3 separate regions of the Mus musculus genome follow, and regions 1 and 3 are each linked to region 2. The links are chromatin loops, found by intact Hi-C in ENCODE. Cell type or tissue: heart. All regions are shown on one strand. Each heading gives the region's core, and the rest is flanking DNA. Links, peaks and the distances in the headings are about the cores only.

Evidence for each region. Peaks named below come from ENCODE experiments on the same cell type or tissue, not always from the same donor. Only the 100,000 strongest peaks of a DNase experiment are listed, where the experiment ranks them.
Region 1: it touches region 2 in a loop (2.1-fold over the local background); 3 of 42 quality-filtered maps call a loop at or near these places.
Region 3: it touches region 2 in a loop (2.3-fold over the local background); 3 of 42 quality-filtered maps call a loop at or near these places.

The regions. Positions count from the first base shown.
Region 1 is chr1:177,198,274-177,205,234 of GRCm38, reverse strand. The region is part of intron 1 of Akt3 (thymoma viral proto-oncogene 3); the gene reads left to right. Among named protein-coding and RNA genes, the nearest start is that of Akt3, 47 kb to the left of the region's middle. In heart, for the core only: a CTCF peak has its summit at 3,657 (motif pointing left); no DNase peak of the experiment used is centred there.
Region 2 is chr1:177,254,497-177,261,457 of GRCm38, reverse strand. It overlaps Gm36904 (a long non-coding RNA gene), which reads right to left and starts at 3,777. Exons shown (of 8, transcript XR_001779550.1): 1 at 3,652-3,777. It also overlaps a transcript of Akt3 not described here. In heart, for the core only: CTCF peaks have their summits at 2,611 and 4,061; DNase peaks (open chromatin) are centred at 2,867, 3,587 and 4,047; H3K4me3 peaks cover 2,682 bases; H3K27ac peaks cover 2,246 bases.
Region 3 is chr1:177,190,653-177,197,613 of GRCm38, reverse strand. All of the region lies in intron 1 of Akt3 (thymoma viral proto-oncogene 3), which reads left to right. Among named protein-coding and RNA genes, the nearest start is that of Akt3, 55 kb to the left of the region's middle. In heart, for the core only: a CTCF peak has its summit at 2,181 (motif pointing left); no DNase peak of the experiment used is centred there.

The DNA of each region.
Region 1 (6,961 bases), core at 1,338-6,337, 56 kb after region 2:
GAGTTTGCCTTCATAAGTGAGTTCTCATTTTCGCATCGCTTTTCATATTATATCTTTGCTTCAATATTCTTAGCATTGTGGAGAGGTTTTTTAGCCGCAGTCTCTTAAGAGTTAATAAATGCTTCTTGTGCTTGGATGCTATTTCTTTTCCTAGACTTGGTGAACTCTCTATTACAATCTCACTGAAGAGTTTTTTAAAGATAGCTTTAGTTCTTATTTTGATTCTTTTTGCAGTTCCATAGATTCTTAGGTAAAGTTCGCTCTGTCAGACATCTGCTGTATTTCATTGTCTTTGGATTGGCTTATATTGAAGGCCTGTGACTTTTTCTTTTTAGGACTCATCTTGCCTTGCTTTTTCATGTTCCCAGTGATGCTGAGTTGGAATTTTCACATCTGTTGGATGGCTATCTTCAGTTTATTTTGAGAATATTCTTATTGAGTAGGCTTCTCTTAGTGGCTCAGTTCCTTGTACCACTCACACACAGATGAGAAAACAATTTGTAAGAGCCTCATCATCAAATCAAAACACATACAGAAATATATATGGAGTCAGTTGATTACAGAGGGAAAACAACAGAACTAAAGTAAGGTATGTTGTTGATGATTAATTTTTTTTTAAAGGACAGAGGTAGGGAAAAAGAAGAAGGAAGATCACACAGAAGGGAAAAAGAAATGAGAAGGATCTTAGATAGTTGGTGAAAAAGGAGGGTTGTCTAAAACCCCCTAACTGCCCAATAAAGTAAACCAAACCAAGGAGTGTTAACAAGGTCAGCATTCCTGTACTCATTCTAGGAACTTCTCTTTCAGGGTGCCAGGAGCTGCTGCTAGCCTTGCCTCCCTAGAGAACCTGGGCTCTACAGAGATTGTCCCCTTCTGCAGGTCCCTATTACACTCTGGGTGGCTAATCCTTAAAACAGACTGATGTTATACCAGTTTGCAGTCCCACCAACAATGGAGGAGTGTTTCTCTTTTTCCACATCCTCACCATTGTCACCCGTGTTTTTGAACTTAGCTGTTCTGACTGGTGTGAGGTGGAATTTCAGGGTTTTGATTTTCATTTTCCTGATGACTAAGGATATGTTGAACATTTCTTTAAATGCCTCTCAGCCATTCAAGATTCCTCACTTGTAGGGTTGGTAAAGATCATTTCCCAATCGGTTGGTTGCGCTTTTGTCCTATTTACAGGGTCTCTTGCCTCACAGAAGCTTTTCAATTTTGTGAGGTCCTTTTTTTTTTTCTTCCAGTTCTGACCTGTCACAGTGAAGGCATTGTTACACCACCTCTCCCAGTGGGATTTAAGCCTTGTGCTAACTTTGGGCCTCTCTTATGGAAAGAGCTGTTAGGCTCTTCATTGGATTACCTCATATAAGAGGTTTGGTTTGACTTCAATGCCCTTTCTGTGGAACTGGGGCTCTGTCCTTGGGAATCTATTTTTCTTTCCCTCTCCCCCAAGCCCCAATCCCTCCCTGTATTCCTGTTTTACTTTGTTTCTCCTCCCTCCCTCTTGCAACCTGGGCTGGCCTGGAAATTTGGGCAACCTTCCTTCTCCAGCCTCTCAAGTGCTGAAGTGGAGGCCTGAGCTAGCACACAGCCTGCCTTGTCCTTGTGTTCATTCTTTCTCATTGTTCTATCACCTCTCTTGTGACCTGTACTTCTCTTTATCTAGGGAGAGGATGAAAAACTCAGAAATCAACGGTGGTAATTGCACAATTTTGGGAATGTATTAAAATCATGAATGATTGTATTCTTTAAAGAATGTAAATTGGTTCTTAAACAGTGATTTGGAACTTAACTCAAAACTACTTGTAATAGTCTTGTGATAGAACGAGTTCTGTGGGAAGACACAGGTTTACATTCTGCTCTACAGTTGGGTTTGAAAGGAGATTTCTTGATATATATAATATTTAGGCAAAAAACTGTTAAGAATGATTTGGAGTAACTCAGGTGAATTAACTGGGACGAATACAATTATAGGTACCAGCTAAAATGCAGTCAGCTCTGACAGGTGCTTCCTTTTGTCACTACATGTAAAGACTTTGCTTAGGTAGGCCAGTGGGTTCTCAACCTGTGGGTTGCGGCCCCTTGGGGGTGTGTTTAACAGCCTTTTCACAGGGTCATCTAAGACCATGGGAAAACAGATATTTGCATTGTGATTCATAACAGTAGCAAAATTAAAGTTAGGAAGTTGCAGTGAAAATGATTTTATGGTTGAGGTCATCACAATACAGGGGACTTATTAAAGGGCCACAGCTTTAGGAAAGTTGAGAACCACTGCTAAGGACAATTAAAGTAACACAATAACAGTTATTATTAAAAAAGCCTAATTTTTGTGGGGAAAAGAGATTTTTTTGTATTTCATAGTTAGATTATATATTTTTTTTATATTTTGTATATAATATTTTATAATTTAAATATTTCATGAAACCAGAATTAAATTCTATTACTTGTTTACATAGCCTTTTTTTTTCCTGCTTATTTATTTTATAAGTCAGTTTTTCAACTTTTCACTATGTAGAGAGTCTTGTGTTTAATTCCTTTTGGCAACCTGAGGTTAATAACCATAGAACTTTGTAGATACTATCTGTTGTATCTGTTTGTTGTTAGGTTGAAAACCCATTTACTAAAAAAACATTCAAACAAATACTTTAGAAAAAGAGGAGAGTAGACCCAGAGCCCATGCCGTCACTGCCAGTTTCCTAACTAACATGGGTTAGTTCCTGGCCACTCTTACTTTATCTTCATAGATTCTTACTTCTTTTGCCTATTTTCCATCTAATCACTGACACATATTCATATGGAAATTTTATTTCTCTTCATATGACAAAAATTTTAAAAATATGCTACGTTGATCATTCTTTAAGCATTAAACTTTTAAAATGAAAATATTTTTTAAAAGCTATAGGTAAAAGTGAAGTTATTAATGAACTCCTAATTTTTTACGTATGTATTTCTCTATATATTAAGTATGCTTATAGAATAAATTATGTAACATCAATTATAATGTAAACAAAATGCTAGAAGAAAATAGTTTATGCATTCTTTTTCTTACTCCAAATACTCATTTTGTAACTAATAATAATTTACTAGGACCTTATAATTTTATGTTTTTGTTTACTTGTTCCCTACTGAAATATATACCTTACTTGACTTCCTCATATTTTCCATTCCAGATGCATCTCTTCATTGGAGTGCTATTTTATTGACTTTCTTAGCTACTATAAGATATGAAGAGAGCCCTTTCTCACTCAATTCTGAGCTGCTTTGGCTGTCTGTAAATTCTTGGCTTTTCTGCTGTTTGAATATACATTTTGCCTATGAATCAGTGAATTCCAACTATTTCTTCAAGTGTAGTGTGTTACTTTACATCACTGTAACAAAATACATGAAGCACTTACAAAGAGAAAGAACTTATCATAAATCCTATATAGGAGGAAGGTTGTAGTGAGACTGAGTTAATCACATTCATTTTCCCATCTGATCAGGGTGTCCTACATGATGAAAAAGGCTGCACAGGAAACTGTTTACCTGGAAAAGTAGAGAACAACGAGAATGTGACTAGAATTCCACAGTCTCCTGTGAGAACACATACCCCATTGACCTAAGGACTTGTCATTAGGCTCCTAGAGCTTGCTAGCACTTACCAGTAGTGCCACCTGGGGACAAGCCCTGTAAAACATGGTCTTTTGTGGCATTCAGTAATCAAACTGCAGTTCCCAATACAGAAACTAACTTCTTTAAGTGTTCTGGTGTAATATTTAAAGCTTTTTTATGACTGTCTCATGGTCATTATAAATTTACATCCTCAAAACAGAAACTGTCTTTTTTTGGTTAATGTATTCTTTTCTGTCTTTCCTGTGATAAGTCGCTAGGCTTCTTTAGGTCACTGTGCTAGAAATGCCCAGATCTTCTGATTTCTAAGCATGTGGTATTCTTTTGTGCTGTTAATTTTATAAATGTGTGTGTCTGTTTGTTTGTTTGTTTGTTTTTACCAATTCTAGGAATTTTTCTCCCAAGGAAACTTACAACCTCATGTTGGCTATATATTTCTCTCTCTGATTCTATAAACCCATGTATTTTCTGCAGTCAAGACAAGGTAGTTACTGTTCCTTTCTTAATCTAAACCAGATATTCACTGTAACACAGCAGGATCTTAATAAATACTTACTAAATTTGAATGGGCACTTGTTTCCTTCCTCAGTTGAAAACAGTACACACACATACATACTATACAGATCATTTCTGAACTGTAAATTTTGATTCTGCTATATTGATAGCTACTATACTGATATTTCTGAAGTTTCACTTTTGCTATTGAAAATATAATCAGATTCTTTTTTTTGCCAGACTTGATAGGTTCGGGGATTTCAAAGAGAAATAAGGCATCATTTTCTAGTTAAAAGAATTGTTTTATATTAGGTGTATAAGTGTTTCTTGTGGGCATGCAGTGTGCACAGTGGCTAGGTAAGAACATCACATCTGGAACGTGGGTGGTAGGAACAGAGCTCAGGTCTTCTGTATGTGCTCTTAACTGCTGAGCCTTCTTTCTCTCTCATTTCCCCATTTCTGTATTTAAAAGATGGAATTAGGAATTGTAAAGAAGCAGACATCTTCTTTTGCTTTTTGGAGAGGCCATTAAAAACTTCATAAAGGATATCTGATATTTCTAAAGTTCATTTTAAAATTTTAATTTGGAAAAGTTTATTTACTGACTATATGTGCATATGTATATATATATGCATATTGTAGTGTGCATGTGAAGACCGTCACAGGACAACTAATGGGAATAGGTTCTTTCCTTCTATCATGTGGATCCCTGGGGGATGGACCTTACGCTGTCAAGCTTGGCTCAGGTGTTCTCCACTGAGCCATCTTGCTATCCCTCTAAGAGTCTTCTCCATTAAAAAATAGTGCATATCACTGTACTTTTACCTGGGTAGCTGCACAAAGGAAGAGAATTATCAGCAAGGAATTATTGACAGTTTATGAGGCTGTCTTATTCTGATTAATTTGAACATTCACTTTAGTCAGAATAGTGAAATTTAATTTTAATACTTTTTAAAGTAGAAATTATTTTTAGATTATATATTACTTTGCTACCTGAAATAATTGAAAGGAACATTCAGTTATTTATTTATTTTTTTTTTGTGAGGCCTTACAGAAGATAAGGCAAGTTTTGTAGTCTATGCCCTTCAATTTAAAGGAATCAGTGGGTGTTAGCAGTTAACAGTAAATATTTTATATAATTTATCATTTACTATAAGAGCAAAGATTTGTGAAACACATTCATTGCTCATATGTACTTAATTACTAGCAAACAGTGAAAATTGATTAGAATCCCACAGTCTATAATACTTTCAGAATGAACTCACAAGGAACAATTGATAGGCTTAACAATGTATTTTATATACATTGATGGAAATGAAAGTGACTTTACATGTTTGATGGTAGCCTAACTTTGGTTTAGGATCAATCAGGATGGAGTGTTTTTTTTTAGTTTGATGGCTAATGGGTATATTATGAAAATACTTTTTTCTTAGACTCTTAGTTCTTTCTATCACTGGTAGTTTATTATAAAGTCTGTCACATACCTCATACATAGTATAGGGTTTTTCAATCTTCATTTTAAAATCATTGAGATCATTATTACTGTAAGTCATCTAAACTGATATTACAGGAATTTATTGTTTTGTTTAAGAGAACATGAACATTTCTGGTTATTTTCTTCTTTACTACAGCTGTAAAATGATGGTTTTTAAACCTTAGTTTTACTTTGTAAAACCACCAAATAAATATGTGCCAAGAATAGATATAAGTGTAAATGAATTTACATTATTCAAAATTCTAGAATTAGACATCTGTCTAATGAATGCTGTTCTAAATGTTGCTAAATGATTAATAGTAATTAAAAGGTTAAATACAAGCTGAAGAAAGCTTTGAATTTTGAAATGTTTGCAACAGCTAGAAATCTGACTGATGCAGACGTTTTTGTCAAAGTTGAAAAAGTTAGAGCTAATTAATTTCTTGGGAGACATATGATGAAATTGTAGGTGTGATAGCATATTTGAGGAACATATGGTGGTTGGGGGCACCTTTCTAATGACTGAGCAGCCAGTTACATAGAGACTTTGCTCTCTCTTTTCTCTCATTTCCATTCTTTGTTTCCATGTGTGTTAAAACTGCTTTTGTTTTCCAGAGGTCAGTTTTCAGGATTTAACAGTTTGTATTTAAAATGTTTATTATGAACATCTATTCCTCTTCTAAGTGGACATACATTCTAGCTACATTTTTAAAAAAATACATTTACTCCAGTGTATGCATATATTTTAGTTAGTGGTTTTAAATAAATCAAATGAGTGGAGACTTGTACTGACCAGTTCATCCTGATCACCCTTGAGTGAGAACTAAAAATGGTACCCAAGAAAGACAGCATAGACATATTGATCTTTCTTAGGCATTAACTTTTTCCCTTTAGTGTATAATAATTTCATATGTATGTTCTTTAAGCATTACTACCTAAGGTTCTTGAATACTTCTTGATAAACCAGATTTGGGGATTGAAGTTATTTTGGGCATTTGTTTATTGAAATGCTATTCTATTCTGTTTATATTTTGTAGAATGTATTTTGAAACAAGACTTATGCAATTAAAGTCTACCTAACAGTGACATATAGCTTATATATATATATTTTTTATTTTTTAAAGGTTGTATTTTTACCAAAATACTACATTTGTAAAGTGGCATATGAATTTTCTATTATTCAATGATGCCAAAAGTAAAGTAAGAGTTAAGAGTACAAGAAGTCTATAGGTGCTGCAGAGCCAGCTATTGGAGGATTCTATTCACTTCTCAATATTATGCTGCTAAGGTTGATAAAATGAAAAAGGAAGCAAAGGTTATAAACTTCTAAGTCTTCTGAAATGAATCAAAGCAAAAGTAGCATTTGTATTTAAAATAAATAAA
Region 2 (6,961 bases), core at 1,357-6,356:
ACGTGAGCTGCCTGACATGGGTGTGGGGAACTACACTGAGGTCTTCAGGAATAGTAGGGAAGTGCTCTTAACCAGGAAGCCAACTTTCCAGCACTATTTTCTTAAAACAAACAAACAAGCCCAACTACATGCCTTGGGCTAGTATAAAATAAAAACCTGACCCATTTTTGTGTTTTATGTATCATGAAACCTGAAACCCCATCATTTTGCTAACAGTCAATGTTAGGATCTGGGAATTGTGGGAATGTGTGCCTTTTGGACAAACTGAACAGAATTAGGACCGACTGGTGCTAATTCACAACTTTTAGGAGCCATGGGGGAAGGAGAAAGGCAGTGAGGGAGGACTTAGACCTTTCTGTTTCCATTTGTTTTGTTTTAGCTGGGGGTTTGGCTTCACATAGAGCTTGCCAAGTTCCTCCCCATTGAGAAAGTTTTGTTTTAGAAATGGCCACAAAAACCACGTTTCAGTTATAGATGTGGAACGGAAAATGAAACAACTCCACTAATCCCCTTTTCTCTCTTATTGGACTTCCATTTCCTGACTACACATCAGGCAAGCATTTCATAAGAAAAAAATGTGGTCTTTAGATGGGATAGATGGACTCGGTTCTTCCTACTTATTTTTCAATAGATAAACATTATTAAATAATGTTAATGATAGGTCTTTACTGTAAGAAACCTTTAATTGGATATACTATTAGAAACCAGGCTGATTTGGTTGACTGCTGTCAAACTTTCCCTGTGCCTCAGAGAGGGGAGGTAGGTGGGCCACTGAGCTGTCAGAGTAGTCCTTTTGGAAACTAGCCAGATTGACTCATTATAAGAGCTGACCTGCTTTGATCAGTCCAAGGGCATCTTGAGGAAACTACAGTCTGGTTGCAGAGAAACTGAAACTGAAGTCCACGATTCCTGCTTTACAGGCCTTTTCCAGTCACCACAGGTCTTTCAGAGATAACCTGTACCAGCTTTGGAAAGCAGTACTCCAGGCAAGACAAAACCTTGGTCAATTCTGTTTTGGCGTGCTGGGGATTGAACCTGCAACCTTGTGCACCCTAGGCAAGTATTTATCACTGAGCTACATCATTCTAAGGGGGTGTCCTCAGGCAAATGATACTGTCAGCATCTCTGTCTTAAAAGAAAGATTTGGTACAAAGTAGCATAGAATAAGTATTGAATTAATGAAAGAGTAAATCAATGGATAAGTCTGAGAATTCTATAGGATTTGGCAAGACAGGATTCCTCTATGCAGCCCAAACTGGCCAGTGATTGGTTCCTTGGGCTTATGAATGGTGGAAAACTAGATGCTGTGTTGGAATTACAATAATCACCTCCTCAGCTCCTGGTGTAATCAGGGTGTTTTGGAGTCATTAGGCCCAATGAAGGATTTCTCAAATGGTCTTTCCCTGGGCTGTTTATCATCGATACAGCGTACAACAATGGTAGCAGGAAGAGGAAAAGGCAGCTCCACCTGTAAGAAGCCATGGCAAGTGGTAGCAGCAGCCAAGTCGTGGGGACAGGTGGGGATGGTCATGGCAGTTAGACCATACAGACTGCAGGACTGTCACAAGGCACCAACACCAACAGCCTAAGGGTTATAATCATAGCTGGTGCTCAGTGCTGCCAATTATTCAGAGAGCCAACTGTTGCACTTGAAGACTTCTAGGCCACTGGCAACCAAAGTCAGAGTAGTAAGTGTCTTAATCCAAGTTCTTAAAACTGTTTGATTCTGGTTCTTAAGATTTGGTAACATAAACTGTAGTTCTCTGGTGAGAGCTCTATAAACCTCTGACGTCTGTCAGCCCAGCCTTAGCCACTGGACCATTAGACCTCCATCATCACCAGTAATTTTCATCTCGATGGAGACCCAGCCAGCTCACTGGTAACTGTGCGGCACACACAGACAGGATACACTATCTCTTGTTCAAACAACAGATCGGGAGAAGAGACACACAACAGAAGAAATGCTACAGGAAGAAGCCCAAGGTACTAAGCAGGTTCTTGCAATGGGAGAAACTAACGGGTTCTTCCCAAAGGCTGGAGCCATTAGAATTAATACCGGTTTGCCAGGTGTTTCTAGAAGCGATGAAACAGTCTCAGAAAAAGTAAACTTTTATGACTTTCTGAGGTACGAGATGTGGCAAGATAAGGGTCATTTTCTAAAAACCAGTCTTTACTGTACTTACAACCATGAACTTCAAAAGCAACATCTTCTTAGTGCCCCCAAGTCCATGAAACCAACCTCCCTCACAAGGTGGTTCTGAGGGACTCGGGATGCCACTGCAACAACCTCAAGCCCACACATGGTGACATCTCCTGGGACTGCCAGATACCTGCCTCGCACTGCCCCCGGGCCCGCCTCGCCCAGGTGAATGTGAGAAGGAGTTTCCTTGCTCTGAGCCCGCACGCCCGCGGCGTCAGGGGCGGTGCGGTGGGTGTGCTGGGGGGAAAGCTGGGCCCCGCCTCGGGTGCCTCGTCCAGGGCCACGCGGCCCGGGGAAGCCCAGAACTTCCCGGCGGGAACGCTGGCCCCGCGGCGCGGACTGCTGGGGAAGGTGTTCTCGCGAGAGGAAGGCGAGGGGCGCGGGTCGCCGCGGGTCTGAGGGGCGCGGGGCAGCCTGGGGGCGAGCGCCCGGCTGGGGCGCGGAGCTGAGGCGGTGAGCTGGACCGGGGCGCGGGGAAGCCGCTCCCGCCAGTCGCGGAGAGCCAGCCCCTGACGTCAGGAGTTTTCCTCAAAGTCAACAACAAGCCCCGCGGCGGCGGCGGCAAGAAGCTTCGGCGGCGGCCCCCGGAGGGAGGAAAGAGGGGGCGGGGAGGCGGCTGCTGGGTCCCTGAGGCGAGGCGAGGCCGCAGTCCGGGGCTCTGCGCGCTCGGCCCAGAGCCTCCGCCCCGTGGCCCAGCGGCTCTCCACGGCCCCCCGCCCGAGCCGTGTTTTCTAGTGATGAATCGAATTTGTAGCCGACATCCGATTCCCAAGTAGAGTCTCCGCCTCCTCCTCCTCCTCCTCCCCGTACCGCCGCCCGCCCTCCTCCTCCTCCCTCCTCCCGCCGCTGCCGCCGCCGCCGCCCGCTCCAGCGCCGCCGCCCGCCCGCCCGGCCGGCTCCCTCCCTCCCTCCCCTGCAGCCCTTCGTCTCCCCTCCCGCCGGCGACACCGGGCTCCAGGGGGCCAGAGGCTCAGCGGGGTGGGGGGGAGGACAGGAGGGGAGGAGGAGGGAGGGGGACCCCCGAGTCGCCCCCTCTCCTCCCCCCGTCCCCCCCTGCTCCATCCTCCGCCACCGCCCGAGCAGCTGCGGGGCCGCCGCCGCCGCCTTTGCAGGTAACAGCCACCGCCCCCAGCTCTCGCCCCCCTCCCCGCCTCGCCCGCACTCCCCGAGGGCCCCGCGGCTCCCTCCCTGCCTCCCCCGGGCGGGGGCGGCGGCGGCGCGGGTGGGTGAGGCGGGGGCGTCTGGGTGTCACCGCGGCCGCCGGGGGCGTGGGCGGGGGGCCGGGGTTCCCCTCCCCGTTCCTCCTGAAGCTTTGGGGCCGTAGGTGTGGAGGCGGAGGCCGGGGGATGCCCCGCGTGGGTGACACGGACATCCCCCTAGCTTTTGGGGGTGGGGGAGCGGCGGCGGTGCGCGGGCGGCCAGGGAGGGGGGTGTTCCTGGCCTAGCGGTACCGTGAGCTGCGCGTCTGGGTTGCCCGGCCCGGCGCCTTTAGGGCTCTTGTTTAGCTCGAGCCGGGTCCCTTCGCCCCGACTCGGTCGGCCGCGCGGCCCGGGGAGGGGGCGGCGGGCCGGGGCGAGGGGCGGGGGGCGGCGGCGAGGTTATGTAACGCGAGCGAGCGGCCGGTGGCGAGTCGGTGTTTGGGTTGGGGGGAGGGGCCGTCTGCGCATGTGGCGGGAGTGCGGGCGAGGATGCACCGGCGTCCCCGGGGTCTCCTTCCTTAGCCAGCTACCTACCCCACCCCACCCCACCGCACCCCGCCGGCGCCCGGGAGAGGACGGTGCTGATGGGGTGCGGGTGTGCGTGTGCGAGGTGGGTAACGTGCAAGTCTGTGTTTTTAATAGTAGTGGGGTTTTGATCCGCTAGGGAGTTGTGTGCTAAGAATAGAAATGTGCGGAAGATGCTGGGTTTGGCTGATCTACTGATGCTGTCGCTGCTGGCGGCGGCGGCGACGGCGGGCGGCTCAGGCTGCAAGTAAACAAACCAGCTTCTTCCTAGTCCACCTCCTCCGCCTCCTGCGCATCGGTCTGCATCAGCCATGATGCTAGTGAGGCCCCTTGGAAGCCCGAAGTTGAAGCTTAAGCTGGTGGCATCCATAGTCCTGATGCTGAGGTGGGGTCGTCCCTTGTTTGAGATTTCCTGGGAATCTACACTTAGGTTAGAGATAACCGAATCTCTCCTTTGGGCCAGTTTTTGAACAGTAGTAGTGTTTACTGTTTATCTTTAGGAAGCAGAAAAAAAATGCTTACCCATAAGTCAAAGCTTGGATTCTCTCAAATGTCTTCATCAGAATAATGTTATGAAAATAAAATTCATTTCTCAAGTGTAATATATTTTGGTTCAAAGCATTGATGGATTGAAATTGATAAAGTTTACAGATAAAAATCCAGCAATAAAATCTCTGTATAGATTAAATTATGGTATTAATAGAATCAACACACTTTTAGCGTTCTGAAAAGGATGTAGAACAAGGACTTCATATGTAATAAAATAACAGTTGTCCCAAATCTTTAATTTAGACATGTCTTCTGTATTTGGTAAAGCAAAGTAATTTTTTGTTAGAACTATAAATTTCCATACAGTCACTGAATTTTATTTATGGTAGGACTCATTCATTATATTAAGTTATATTTGCATTTAGGAAAATGTTGGAAAAGCCAAGAGTGGAAGAGTCTAGTAAAGATGGTTTAGAGCTTGAAGATGAATCTGAATATTCCAGAAGATAGGATGTCTAAAACATGAATTCTTTTTTAAAAAGTATCTTTATAAATTGTTTTCTAGAAACACAATACCAGATACACAGTTAAATTCAAGATGCAGTTCAAGACTGAATTTTGTTCCTTTTGTCAATATAAAATTTTGATTCTGTTTGAAGATAACTTTTTAAAAGCCAGAGATGACCTCAATATCTATATCTTGAGGTTCAAATTTTAAAGTTAGGGAGAACATGTGCTATTTTAATGTTTGTACATTTGCAGTAGCATAGAGGTTATACCTAGTCTAAAGGAGTACTACAAAAAATGAAATTGTTATTCATAGTCATCTTGTCCCCTCTACTGTCTTCTGTAATGATGAGTGATTAATTTTCAACTTAAAATTATTTTTTTCTTTAATCTTGACATTGTTGTTTTGTATTCTATATGGAACAATACTTGAAAATTCTTTGGGCTTTCTATTTTTTGCAATTGTATTTATTATGGTTTTGGAGTAGAGGGTCTCCCTGTGTAATTTAGGCTGCTATGAAACTCACTCTGTAGCCTAGGTTGGCCTGCTAGGGATCCCAGCCTCCTGAATGCTGGGATCACAGGTGTGTGCCACCATTACAGGCTTGTTTGTGTGATTTTTCTTTTTCACCTAAAATATTTTAAATAAAGTTTCATTCACAAAATAAATATTAAGAGGAGGAGTGTGCTTTGGAGGAGTAAGGTTTTTTGACTTCATTCAGAGGATCACTGTCATTAAAGTTTGTACATTTAAAGATCACTGTACATTTAAAGTCTGTTGGTTAAACTTCTGCGACAAATGTTAGCATGGATTTCAGTGTGGGGGTTTAGGAGTTTTAAACTCCAGGTTTTGATTTTAACATGGAAGTTTCTAAATGCTTAGGCTTCTTTCTGAAGAGGAACTTGTTTCATACATTGTTGTAGAAGTTTAGCTTTCATTTAAACTTTGCATCTTCTTAGGAAGTGATAACTAGTTATAATTTACTCTGTAATGCCCAGTAGTTCAAGAATTTGTCCCTGGGATGATGATTCTTGTTAATGTGTTAATTGGATCAGAATCATGATTTGGTGAGAGCTTGGCTTTATAGTGATTATGTTTATGGCATTAAAAAGCAAACCAATTTTAGATTTGTAGAATAAAATGCAAGACAAAAATACTTTTATTTGGTTTATTTTATAATTTGACTTGCATTTTCAAGTTACTCTGAATTAATAATGTAAATATTCTTTATGGTTGGTTTGTGCTTAAGTCTTTGAGTAATTTAAAAGTTGTTGATAAGCTCCAGATTTCAGCATGTGCATCTGTATTCTTAATCTTGTTTCAGTGCAGCATACTCTCTGCAAAAGTAGGCTAATATTAACAGATGTGTTATGATAGTCTTTAAAATCTGATAGAATTAGATTCAGTTTCCAGTTAATTCCTACTATGTGCCTGACCTTGCTATATGTACTTCATATATTGTAATTCATCTACTTCAGGACAATCTTGCTGCAATTTTGAAAGTGAATTTCACATGAGAAAACACTTCATACAGCATAAAAATCGTTTCATTTAAACTTGCCCATTCAATATACATATATGTATGTATATTTCAAATTTATAATTTCAAATGTATAGATATATTTCAAACATAGTATAGTATGATATATAATATGCTATTTTGTAGTATACATTATATTATATATCTATACTCTAAGTTCTACAGAATCAAGTTAATATAGTTTAAAAAGCTATATTGATTAAACTAACATCTCTTTCATTTTAATTGTTTCAAATGCCAAAATATGTGAACTGTTTACATATTTTATTGTGGTATCCCTCATCCAATAAGAGGTAAATTTATTTCTTCAATAAGGAAATCTTCAGATAGTAGTTGGTGAGTAAGCTAGCATATGCTTTTGACTTATAAATATGCTTTTAGTTCTTAGAAACTATCTAAATATACTTAAAGATTTATTGCTAACTTCAGGTATTTTATATTTCTAAATGGGTATTTTTGCTTGTATTCTGAAGGGAAGGTAAAAAGGTATACTAGAAGAA
Region 3 (6,961 bases), core at 161-5,160, 63 kb after region 2:
TTTTGCAGAACTTAACAAGTATTTAAATAGAGCAAAATAGAACTATAGAGCTACAGTAGCTTTCATTATCAAGCTATAAGTTGGATCATTTTTTTCCCTTAAAGTATGGCATTTTTTCCTTTTGCATGGCTAACAGGTGGCATTAAATGAAGAATGGGAGATGACTTTTATTCATTAACATAGTTTAATTTTGAGTTAGTTTTGAAATTTATAAGTCTTGAATGAACTTATGCCTGAAAAATAAGGATTTGAAAAATAAAAAGGGTTTGAGATCAAGTGTGCTTGACTGCCTTACTAATAGGTGGAGAAGTCCATTTTCTTCCCATGGAGCTTTATACATCCTGTCACATAGAAACAGTTTGTCACATGTGTTTGTAGCCAGTTTTAGACAGATCATTGATTATATATCATTCAGGCATAAAAGATAATTCTGACATCCTTCTTTGTTCCTTAAATACCTTGCCTCTATAAAATGGCATATATATTAGCTTGATCAGATCATTATAAACAAGTGCCAAGGAGGCAATTAAAATTTAGTAAACTCACTGTCTATGATTTCATTTTAATATTTGTGGTTGACATGAAAAGTTTTAAGAACAGATGATCCACAGTCTAGTTTGAGAATAAATGATTATTTTTCCCTCTAGGAATGAAAGATTGATTTGAATAAACATATTGTAGGTTTATCCATTTCACATGATTCAAATGCATGCCAGAATATCTCAAAATTCAGATTTGTTATGAAGATACTAAATATTCTTTAGAAATATAGGAGTAAAATATAGGAGTGACTAATTGATTTTATTCATTTCTAGTTGCCAGGTAATCTGAGATAAAATGTTTGATTTTATAAAAATTTCTTAGGGTTGTAATTTTTTCTTTTTCTCTTCCTTCTTTTGAGAGAGGGTGTTACTGTGCAGCCCTGGCTGACTTGGAACTTGCTTTGTAGACCACATTGGTCTTGTATTCATAGAGATAAACATGTCTGCCTCCTAAGCGCTGACATTAAAGACATGCATCACCACATCCGTCTGTAGACCTAGTTTCTTAAGGAACAGTTTTGAGATTTGTATTAAAGTCAGTAGTTGAGTCAACAAGAGAGACTCCAGGATAAAGAAATTAAAATTCTCCTAACTTTTGCTTTAACAAAAGAATACTTACTAGTTTCTTAAAATGCTTTCATAATGTATTCTTTTAAGGATTTTAATATTGTTTTCCAAAGTAGATGAAATATCTTTAAGCTAACTGATACCTCTTCCTAGGTAGCATTTAGTTTTTAATTGTGTATCAGGCAGAGCTGTATGCTTAGCATGAAAAATTGTATTTAAGTGGTTACGTTGAATCAGAGTATTTTTCCTTTGGTTGTCCTATATTTTATAGGTTCATCCAAATGTGGTGTTTATGTCAGAAGTTCACTTTTAGGGCAGAATGGTGGTATGTACATGTACTGTTTGTTGTTGTTATTCATTCATTCATTCATTCATTCATTCATGTCTTAGATTTACATGAAAAGTTATTTATTTAGCTTGAATATTTGAAGTTTCTTTTTTCAAGTAGAGAGTTCTATGACAGTCTTTACTTTGTTAATCCCACACAAGCTGTCATTCCTTTACCTTTGTGTTTGCACTGCATGACTAAGATGCATGTTAGCGTGTCCTGTATTTGGGAGATAATATCCTATTCCTTAGCTTCTTTAAGATGTTCTTTGTTTTTTTTTAAACTTGAAGTGTGTTTGTGTTTCTTTTCCTTTTTCCTCTCTTTCCCTTTTCATTTCATTTAGGTTTCGTGTTTGTTAGTGATATTTATACATGTCTTTCATTGATCCAGGAAATTCTTTGCTACTAACACTTCTGATGTATTCTTTCTGATATTGTATAACGAGGCAATTAAAAACTTGGGAAAAAATCTTTTGTGTATATACTTTACAATTTATGACTTAATGTTGTTGTTGATGATATTTTTATGCTTCTTTAGTTTTTCTCTTTTTTCTGGTTGTTTGATGTGGTACTAGAGTTCTCTGTCAATTCTTTACATGTGTTTTTGAGTTCTCAATTGTTGTTGTCTTTCATATTGCTTACTTATTTGATTTGTGTGTTTTGGGGGACACAGTTTACATGAGCAATTCAGAGGACAAATTTTGGTTAGTAAGAGGATCTGTTCTCTCCTGCCACCTTGTGGGTCCTAAGGATCAGACTCAGGTTTTCAGCCCTGTTCCAAAGTGCCTGTACCTGCTGAGCTGTGTTGTCAGACCTCATGTTATTTACAGTTTTCTCTTTTACTGATGAAAACTCCAAGTTAGATCTTTAGCTTCATTAACATAAGATAAGCACACTCATGTTTAGCTTATACTCTGTCTGATGACTGTGACCCTCTGAAATCTTTGAAAGTGCACTGTTTTCATGGTTTGTTATTTCTGTTTCTCATCTTGCTTCTGGGGTCCTGGCTCCTAAGGTACCAGTTTTAAATGCTGCTGATTCTTGTTACTCATTTATCAGTGTTGTAAAAACTCCACATGCATGCTGAAGCATTGCTTCTAGAAGGAATTTCAGGGGACAGGTTCCTTCAGATTTCTTTTTATGTTTTTGTCAGTTGATCATATATAACATTACTACCTGTTTGTTTCCTTTTAAAGACTCCTTATTTAGTAAGTATTATTTTCATGACATTGAATTTATAGCCACCAATACTTTAAAGTCATGACTGAATGAAGCTTTTTTTAAACATGTATTTTATAACAGCTTTCTTGCACAGAGAAACATTTTTATTACTTAAACTTGTATTTGTGGGGACTCTTTTAGACAATTAAGTCACTGAGAGAAAGCAAAACTGTGAAGAGTGTGGCACTAACCATACTTCACAACAGCATTGGTTATAGTAAATAAATGAAAGCAAGCCTGAGTGATACCTTATCCATCCACATCTGGGAATACAGGGGTTATTATGCTTTCAGAGTATTTGCTTTTTTACATGTAAAAGATGACTCTTAGAACAGCTAGAATGTTACTGAATTTTGGATTATAAAACGTTTTAATGTGTTGATGACTTTGCAAATGCAGAATCCTGGAAAGAAGACTGGCTCTGTGTGCTAGGCATGGTAATAGAAAACCATATGTAGATTTATATGCTTTGAGTTAGGTTACCTCCCCCTTCTCTCCACACTTGGAAAGAAGCTTGATTTTATATCTTTATTATAACTTGAAGGCATTAAAATTCTGGAAACAGAAGCTGAGGGGGTTGGGTAGATTGGGCAGGCATGAGGACTTGAGTTCTATTCTCAAAACTCACATAAAATGCTGTGTGTGATGGTGTTCCCTTGCAATCCAAATGCTGGGTTAGCACACATGGGAATATCTCTGGATCTTGCTTTATTTATGAGCTTCAGGCCAACGAGAGTCCCTTTCTCTCATTGTGTAGGTGGATAGTGTTCCTTAGAATGATTTTCAGGGGTGTTCTCTAACCCTCATATCACATTTGCACATTGACACAGAAACACACACAAACACACACACACACACACACACACACACACACACACAATCCTAGAAGTACTAAAATCCAAGCTCAAGGGTTGATGTCTTTGCTAACTTAAATGATGTGAAATTTATGCTACAAAATCTTGTTTATTTTTTGTTTATTTTTAGCGCCAATAAAATACATTTGTAATACTTGTGTGGGAGTTGGTTTGTCAGAATCATCTTACCTAGCATTTTAAGTTGCTCTTAGTGGACTGTGCCTCTGAACAGCCTACTGAAATACTCTATAAAACTTGTTATTTTGATATATTCTTTAGACTTACACTAAGATATGACCTTTTGACTCTGTTACTAATAGGAGAAATAAATTTGCTGATTTTTAAAAGAAACTTATTCATCCTCATAGAGACCATGGTACTCTTCCCCCTCCCCCATCCCAGGTCTCTGGCAGATATCCTAGAGATTGCCCCTCACTGTTTTCCATTCTTTCCCTTGCACTCCATACATCAAACTTCCCTCACAGCCTACTCCCCTCCTCAGCCCCTTTCCTACCCAGTCCCTTTATCCACTTCTGATATCTATTTCATAAATATATAAGTGTAAATAAACTTGTGTTTTTTTTAAGTACAAAAATCGTACTTAAAAAAGCAGACATCGGACGTGTTTCTGCCCTCCCTTTTTTTCTGACTCTTTGAGCCTTTCTACCTGTTTCCCTCATTCCCTTTCTCCCAGCCATAACCACCATGTCACTTTGGAAAAGTATGATGCAATATATGCTTGCTTTTTAAAATACAATTATTTAGAAGAATTATTTTATATATACATGAGTACACATGAGTAAGGGCCTGCAGAAGCTATAGACTTTGAATCTACCACAGCTGTAGTGGTGAGCTTCCTGATGTAGGTATTGGGAACTGAACTTAGATCCTCTGCAAAAGCAGAATGACTCTTAATGCTTATATCATCAAAGTTGTGAGAAGTAATAATGCATCTTGAGTTTTGGTTTATCCACTGTCATATATAGCAAGCTATTCTGGGAATATTGTGAATTAAAACAGTCAGTATCCTTGCCCTCCGGAGGGAGTTCCTCATCTTCCTCCCCCTTTTAATGGTTTATTTTATTTTATGTGTATTGAGTGTTTTGCCTGCATGTATGTCTGTCTGTGTATAGTGCCATATGTGTACAGAGCCCAGAAGAGGGCATCCGGTCTCCTTAAACTAGAGTGAGCAGGTGATTATGAACTGCCATGTGTTTCCTGGGAGCTAAGCTCCAGTCCCCTGTAAGAGCAGCAAGTGTTCTTAACCACTGAACCATGTATCCAGCCCCATGAAATAATTTCTTAATCTTAGCACTTGAACAGAATAAGGAGGCTGTTTTGTAGACTTTGATATATCTCTGTTTCCTCCTTCGTCCAGCTGCAGAAACAAAAATACATGGAAATACTGCTAGCTGTCCATTGAGTGTGAAAAGCAAAATCATCACTCTTGGCCATGTATTGCTCTTGACAGTACAATGAAATCAGATACATAAATTCAACAACTAATGTAATTCTTACTAATTATAATAATTAAAAATTTGATAAAACTTAAACCAAATGAATTTGGAATTCAAATAGATAAATTTTTTATTGAATATACTTTAAATATTTGATGTTAGAAGAAATGGAAGAAATTATTCCCTTTAAGGTCATGCAAGTGATAATACACTATACAGGTTAGCACCTTCTTTATAGTGTAAGACTTCAGCTTTAATAAATACCATTGGACAATAGTCAGAAATAAGGCAATTCTTACAAAAGGACCTACATAGTCTATTTCTATAATTCCACTGAAGTGGAAGGGTCAAGAACAACATATAAGTACAGAGACAATAAATCAAGACAAATTGTAAATTAACTGTTATGCTTTTGACATAAGAAGACTCATTGTTACACTGACATTGATAACCCCGTGGCATCTTCATCTTAGTTTTAGAGGGTCTCTGTAGTGCCTCAGCATTCCTGTTGTGATAGCACAGTCAGCTGCCTAAGCCTCTGGCTGTTGAAGAGCTGGAGCTTGTGGAGTGGACAGCAGAGTCAGTGGGGTTCTTGAGAAGTCGGACTGCATGGCGAAGCATTCATACGCTCTACAAGGAACCATTCACTTCTGTTCAATCTTGTTAACGTAACAAGATTGGTTTACAAAAGAACAACAATCAAACACACAACGTTAAATGGCATGTCTCCCTCAGATCTTTCCCCTCAGAGCTCAAGGAACTCCATAGAAAGTGTTAGAGCCAGAGGGGATGGAGGACCCCAGGGGAACACTTCCCTCTTTTGAGAGTCAGTACATCCAGGAAAAGGGAAGGAAAGAAATTGCACAGAAGTGAAAAGTTACTGCTTTTGGGTCTGCTTCTGTAGAGTTCCTTCCAGTTCAGTGTTTTACTTTGTATTCTTGACTTTCATTTCAATAAATCTTCTTGAATTTATTCAAGTTAAGCAAGATATTTTATTTTTTATCTTTTCACCCATTCCTTTAAAGCAGTTTGCATTCTTGTTGTCTGCTGAGATCAGGGAGTAGTAAGTTTTCACATGTATGTGCATTTGGGCAAATTAAGGCTGACCAAAGTAGCATGATAAAGTGGAAGAAATAGGAGGAACTTGAAACTGGCATAAATAAAACATAATTTTAAAGAGGAGATATATTGAAGGATCTGTTGGGGAACAAGGAAGAATGCCAAAGGTCCCACCTTGGTTAGTTAGTACCTCCTTGATTGTTAGGCCTAGATATAGAGGTAAGTTAGCCAACCATGGTTAGAAATGTTAACCGAGTTTAGTGAAAGTTTGTGACACTGTCTTCAAATTTCACAACAATTTAGTGCATAATGCTGTGGAACAAAGCTTTCAGATTACCCAGGAGCTATCAGGGAACTAAAGAAACATGAACTAATTAATGTGGTTCTGACATTTAAAAGGTTACTGTTTTATTGAGAAGTTAAAAAGCTGAAAATGCTGAACCTGACTTGTGTTGAGGTAATATTTAGAAAATGTGGCAAGTGATTAATCCTTAAGAAATAATTGTTTAGGAATTAATTTAACAGATCTATCACTTTATGAAATTTAGATAAGGAATGTGGGTAGTGTAAAATTTCTGTAACATTTATAGTATCGATCACAAGAAAGTCTTACTTAGTGTCATCAAATAAAAAGACTGTTCATTTCAGTGTCAAAGCTGTTTAGAAAGCACAGTTCATGGTTACCAAAGTTGAATTGTTGTTTCAGAACCTTTAAAATGTCTGTGTCATAACACTTTACCTCTCATTGCATAAATGCTCAATTTTAGATGTATTCAGTTATTTATGTTTTTATATTTTCCAGATCTGTTAATAATGTGTCAACCAGTGATTATTGGTATTGTACCTAAGGTAAAAGATATCTTCAGTCATGTTAAATCTTTTAAAAAACATCCAAAAAGTTTTTTTTTTCAGACCTATACACAGTACCAAGTCA